Regions from separate parts of the Homo sapiens genome. Here region 2 is linked to region 1. The links are chromatin contacts, found by Hi-C or POLR2A ChIA-PET in ENCODE. All regions are on one chromosome and are shown on one strand. The core of a region is the stretch at or near the end of the contact, and the rest is flanking DNA. Distances in the headings are between cores, read along the strand shown.

Region 1 (2,700 bases), core at 72-2,571:
CCCCAGGCAGCCATGTGGAAATAGCTGCCGTGGGCCTCGATGGCCTCGTGGCCCCATTTCTTCCCGGCAGCCAGGAACCAGGTGAGCGTCAGGACCACCCACCAGAGCGAGCTGGCCATGCCGAAGTAGTAGAGCAGTAGGAAGACCAGCGTGCAGCCCGTGTTCTCCAGGCCCTCCTGGATCACGTAGAGCGCGCCCGCCTCCTGGTCACAGGCCACGCTCTGCGCTCCGGCCACCGCACGGATCAGGAAGGCCAGCGAGTAGACGTTGTAGCACATGGAGAGGAAGATGATGGGGCGCTCGGGGTACTGGAAGCGGTGGGGCTCCAGCAAGAAGGTGAGCACAGTGAAGGCGGTGGAGAAGAAGCACAGCGCCGACCACACGGCCATCCAGACCAGCGCGAAGTCCTTGTCGCGCCGGGACCAGAACACCTCGACGCCGGGCCCGCAGCGCGGTGCGCACGAGCGGCTCTTCTCCACGTACTGGAACTTCTCGGGGTTCTCGCAGGTGCCACTGCCGCCCGCGCCCGGGCCCAGGTCTCCGGGAGGGCGCGCGGGCCGCGGCGCCACGGGCAGCATGCCCAGGCCCTTGTGGGGCTCCGCGGGGCCGGCCGTGGCGTTCTCGGGCGCCTCCATGCACAGCGCGTGCGGGTCGTTGCGCGTGGGCAGCCGGGCGCAGTCGAGCGAGTCCGGCCAGCCGAAGTTGAACTGCTCCATGATGGGCGCGCAGCGCAGGCGCGCCTGCTCGCACATGGGCCGGCAGGCGGGAATGGGCGTCGAGACCTGGTCGGTGCACATGGGCGCGTAGAGCGAGCACAGGAAGAAGCGCAGGTGGCTGTGGCAGCCGTACTGCACCAGCGGCGCGAACTCCGCTAGCTCGGCAGCCGCCTCGCCCTGCGACGTGTGGCCCAGCAGGTTGGGCATGCGGGTCAGGTTGTAGCCGATGCCGCGGCACATGGGGATCTCCACCGCCTGGCACGGCGCAGCCCCGCGCCCGCGCTCCGGGTCGAAGCGGCCGATCTCCAGTGCCGCGCCGCCCGCCGCCAGCAGCTGCCACAGCAGCAGCGCCCCCCGCAGAGGCGCCACGGCCATCCCGGGAGGCCCGGGCCGAAGGCGGGAGCGCGGCCCCGGCTCACTCGGGCTCAGCGGTCCCGCGCCCCGGTGCCTGCCCGCCACGTCGCGGGGCGCGGGCCATCGCTGAGCCGCCCACGTGTGTCCGGGCGCCCTGGGCAGCGAGCGGGCAGCCGCCCGAGGGACAGGAGCCGCCGAGCCCGCCTAGCCGCCACCGCCGCTGCCACCGGAGCCGCCGCTGAGCCAGAGCCGGCGCAACCTCCCGGGGCCGAGGCTACCAGCCCCCGGGGCGGGGCTCCGGGAGGACACGCCCAGGGACACGCCTCCCACTGGGCTTTAAAGGCGCCGCGTCTCCCGGCCACGCGGAGCACGGGGTGGGGCCGGGCCTGGTGGGTGTCCGCCCGCTTGCCCTCCGCTTACACTCGGTTTCTTCCCTTCCCTTGCTGCCTGGGAGAGGCTGCGGGAAGTCCCCGTACCCACACTCTCAGACTGGGTCGCCTCATTTTACTCTAGGAGGGAGACTTTTTTTTTTTTTTTTTTTTTTTTGAGACGGAGTTTTGCTCTTGTCGCCCAGGCTGGAGTGCAGTGGCGCGATATCGGCTCACTGCAACCTCCGCCTCCCGGGTTCCAGCGATTATCCTGCCTCAGCCTCCCGAGTAGCTGGGATTACAGGCTCCTGCCACCACGCCCCTCTAATTTTTTGTATTTTTAGTAAAGACGGGGTTTCACCATTTTGGCCAGGCTGGTCTCGAACTCCTGACCTCAGGTGATTCACCTGCCTCGGCCTCCCAAAGTGCTGGGATTAGAGGCTTGAGCCACCGCGCCCAGCTGGAAGACTTTTTATTTTTATTTTTAATTGTTATTTCTTTTTAGAGACAGGGTCTCTCTGTGTCGCCCAGGCTGGAGTCCAGTGGAACGACCATAGTTCACTGCAGCCTCCATCTCCCGGGCTCAAGCGACCTTCCCGCCTCAGCCACCAGAGTAGCTGGGATTACAGGTGGGCACCACCACTCCCGGCTAATTTTAAAATGTTTTTGTAGAGACAGGGTCTCACTATGTTACCCAGGCTGGTCTTGAACTCCTGGGCTCAAGGGATGCTCCCGCTTCTGCCTCCCAAAGTGCCGGGATTACAGGCGTGCTCCACCGTGCCCGGCCAGGGGAGACCATTTCTAAGGCTTCCCACGTGTGGAAGTCTGCCTTGTACCCAGTGGCAGCTCAAATACAGCGTCTGCCTCTCCCCTCAGTGTATGTGACTTGGGGCTCCTCTCTGAGCCTCAGCTTGCTTTTCTGTAATGCAGGCAGATAATCCTACTGTTAAAATCAACAGTTCTGCCAGGCGCAGTGGCTCACCCCCACCCCCATCTTGCCCCATCAGCCTGGGCAACATAGTGAGACCTCGTCTCTAATAAAGAAAAAAAAATAGCTTTTTTTTTTTTGAGATGGAGTTTCGCTCTTGTCGCCCAGGCTCATCTCATCGCCCAGGAGTGCAATGGTGCGATCTTGGCTCACTGCAACCTCCGCCTCCCGGGTTCAAGCAATTCTCCTGCCTCAACCTTCCAAGTAGCTGGGATTACAGGCGCCCACCATCACTCCCGGGTAATTTTTGTACTTTTAGTAGAGACAGGGGTTT
Region 2 (2,700 bases), core at 48-2,547, 230 kb before region 1:
CTCTACAAATGTTAGTTAATTTTTAATTTTTCAATTAATATGTCTGCTCAGGTCCCGGAGGAGTGCCCCTCCCTCCTCTGCCCCATTTTCCATGCATGGACAGCTTCCCTCTCACTCCAGGCCTTTGTCTGTTTCCTCCTCAGGTGTTTGCACCGAAAACACTCCCACCCCCTGCTCATCCTCTCCAGAGGGGTGTCTGCACCCCGTCCCCTCACAGCACCCCCTCGGGTCACCCTCTCTTCCCTTCCCACCCCTTCCTCTGCCTCCAGTGGAATCCTCACACCCCAAGGAATACACACCCCCTTTTCCTCCCTGCTCCGGGCTTACAGCAGCCCCGGCCCTGGAGAAGGCTTTTTCCTTGTCTCTAGCAGGGCCCAACCTCCCCTCCCTGCCCCTGGAGAACGCACTCCCCTCCATCTGTCCCTTGTGGGATGCACAAGCCCCTCCTCGCCTGCCTGCTTTCAACACACACTTGCCCTTTCTGCCCCCCACAGACAACCAGCCCGGGCCTATCTCCCGTGAAATATACAACTTTCTCTTACGGTGGCCTATGCAATACACACGGCAGCTTCCAGCACCCCTCCCCAACGCCAGGCACAAAGCCCCCTCTTGCGCCCCCAGAATGCGTGAACCCCCAACGGCCCCTCCAGGTGTCAGACAGGCCCCTAGTTCTCCCAGTGGAAGGCGCCTCCTCTTTCTGGCCCTTACAGAACGTGGGTGTGCGAGCCAGGGCCCCCCACAACACAGCCCCCCGGAACACACCTCCCCGGAGCATCCGCTGTAGGACACGCCTCGCGGCCATCCTGGGGGTGCACAGGCGCCCCCCTCGGGTCCCCGGCGCCCCACCCGCCCCAGGCCAGCTCCAAGCGCCCCCTCCCCCGGGGGTGGCTCCGCGGGGCCCACTCGTACGTGCCAGGCTCCGCGCCCACGGGCGGCCCCGCGGCCCGGCCCGCGCGGCCCTTCCCTCGAGCGGCAGGTCCCGCAGGCCGCTGCCCGTCCCCCGCGCCCCCCGCTCGAGCCCCCCGCGCTACCTTCCTGCTGAGCCGCACGATCCGGTCCAGCTTGGGCTCATCCTGAAGCAGGTCCCGGAGCTGCCCGGTGCTGAGGATCCCAAAGCGCCCCGGGCTGCCGGGCTCCGGCCCCGCCCGCGCCGCCCGGGCCCGGTACATGCCGCCCGCCCGCGCCCCCAGCTCGGCTGCTGGCTCGGCCCGCTCGGCCCGCTCCGCCCCGGCTCCGCTCCGCTCCGCTCCGCTCCGGCTCCAGGATCCGCTCCGGCTCCGGCCGCACGCACCGCTCCGCCGCCAGGGGGCGCCCCTCCCGCTCTTAAAGGAGCCGCGGCGCCGGGGCTGGGGGTGGGGCAGGGAGGAGGCGGGCCGCACCCCTCCCCGCCCCGGCCGCGCCGCGCCGCCTCCAGCACCCCAGGATCGCCCAGCAACCCGATCTCCCCGCCCCTCCCGGAATCTGAGCCGCCCTGCTCTGCGCCCCAGCACCGGCCCTGGCTCACCACGCCCCCAGGCACGGACTCTCCCACCCCGGGCGGTTACAATTTGCAGAGCCCGTGCACGTTTTCCCCTCGGATGGCAACAACAAATTTCTGACTTTGGCCGGGCGCCGAGGGCTCCTGCCTTGCAGCCCTCCCCAAGCCTCAGTTTTCTCTTCTGTAAAATGGGGTTGGAGATGGTGAGCGCTGACTTGCTGGCCGGGCGCGGTGGCTCTCTCCTGTAATTCCAGCGATTTGGGAGACCGAGAAGGGAGGATCGCTTGAGGCCAGGAGTTTGAGACCAGCCTGGGCAACATAACAAGACCCCCGTCTCTATTTAAAAAAATTTAAAAATTGTCAAAAGGGTGAAAAGAGGCCGGGCGCGGTGGCTCACGCCTGTAATCCCAGCACTTTGGGAGGCCGAGGCGGGCGGATCACGAGGTCAGGAGATCGAGACCATCCTGGCTAACATGGTGAAACCCCGTCTCTACTAAAAATACAAAAAAAATTAGCCGGGCGTGGTGGCGGGCGCCTGTAGTCCCAGCTACTCGCGAGGCTGAGGCAGGAGAATGGCGTGAACCCGGGAGGCGGAGCTTGCAGTGAGCGGAGATCGCGCCACTGCACTCCAGGCTGGGTGACAGAGCGAGACTCCGTCTCAAAAAAAAAAAAAAAAAGAGTGAAAAGAACAATTTTTAAAAGTATTTAAATGCTTTTAAAAAGTATCCGGACATGGTGGCATGCGTCTGTAGTCCTAGCTACTCAGGAGGCAGAGGTGGGAGATTGCTTGAGCTCAGTTTTGAGACCAGCCTGGGCAACACAGCAAGACCCCATCTCTATAAAAGTAAAATTAAAATGCTGAGGGATAGTGATATGGCTAGCAATGTTATAATGAATACACATAGTAGGTCAATACCCACTTGTTATTTTAGACATGCAGAAGCATCACAGAGGCCGGGCACGGTAGCCCATGCCTGTAATCCCAGCACTTTGGGAGTCCAAGGTGGGTGAATCATTTGAGGTCAGAAGTTTGAGACCAACCTGACCAACAAAAATTAGCCGGGCGTGGTGGTGGGCGCCTGTAATTCCAGCTACTCAGGTGGCTGAGGCAGGAGAATCGCTTGAACCTGGGAGGCGGAGGTTGTAGTGAGCCGAGATAGCACCACTCCACTCCAGCCTGGGCGACAGAGACTCCGTGCTCCGTCTCAAACAAAGAAAAAAAA

What was found. A loop is a pair of places that touch in the nucleus more often than their neighbours do. ChIA-PET counts read pairs that join two places held with the same protein, here RNA polymerase II (POLR2A). Pooled maps may share reads with other maps.
Region 2: a pooled map shows a loop between it and region 1 (22-fold over the local background). The contact joins the promoter of VPS37D here to the promoter of FZD9 in region 1. A Hi-C loop is called at or near these places in 8 of 50 pooled maps. POLR2A ChIA-PET finds 5 or more read pairs at or near these places in 3 of 52 experiments (H1, WTC11 and activated CD4-positive, alpha-beta T cell).

Annotation. Positions count from the first base shown.
Region 1 is chr7:73,432,399-73,435,098 of GRCh38, reverse strand. It overlaps FZD9 (frizzled class receptor 9), which reads right to left and starts at 1,321. Exons shown (of 1, transcript NM_003508.3): 1 at 1-1,321. The coding sequence starts at 1,091. RefSeq lists an enhancer at 629-1,502 and a silencer at 1,219-1,508.
Region 2 is chr7:73,666,428-73,669,127 of GRCh38, reverse strand. VPS37D (VPS37D subunit of ESCRT-I) reads right to left here and starts at 1,297. Exons shown (of 4, transcript NM_001077621.2): 1 at 1,032-1,297. The coding sequence starts at 1,169. RefSeq lists an enhancer at 140-1,135 and silencers at 1,117-1,416, 1,527-1,626, 1,637-1,686.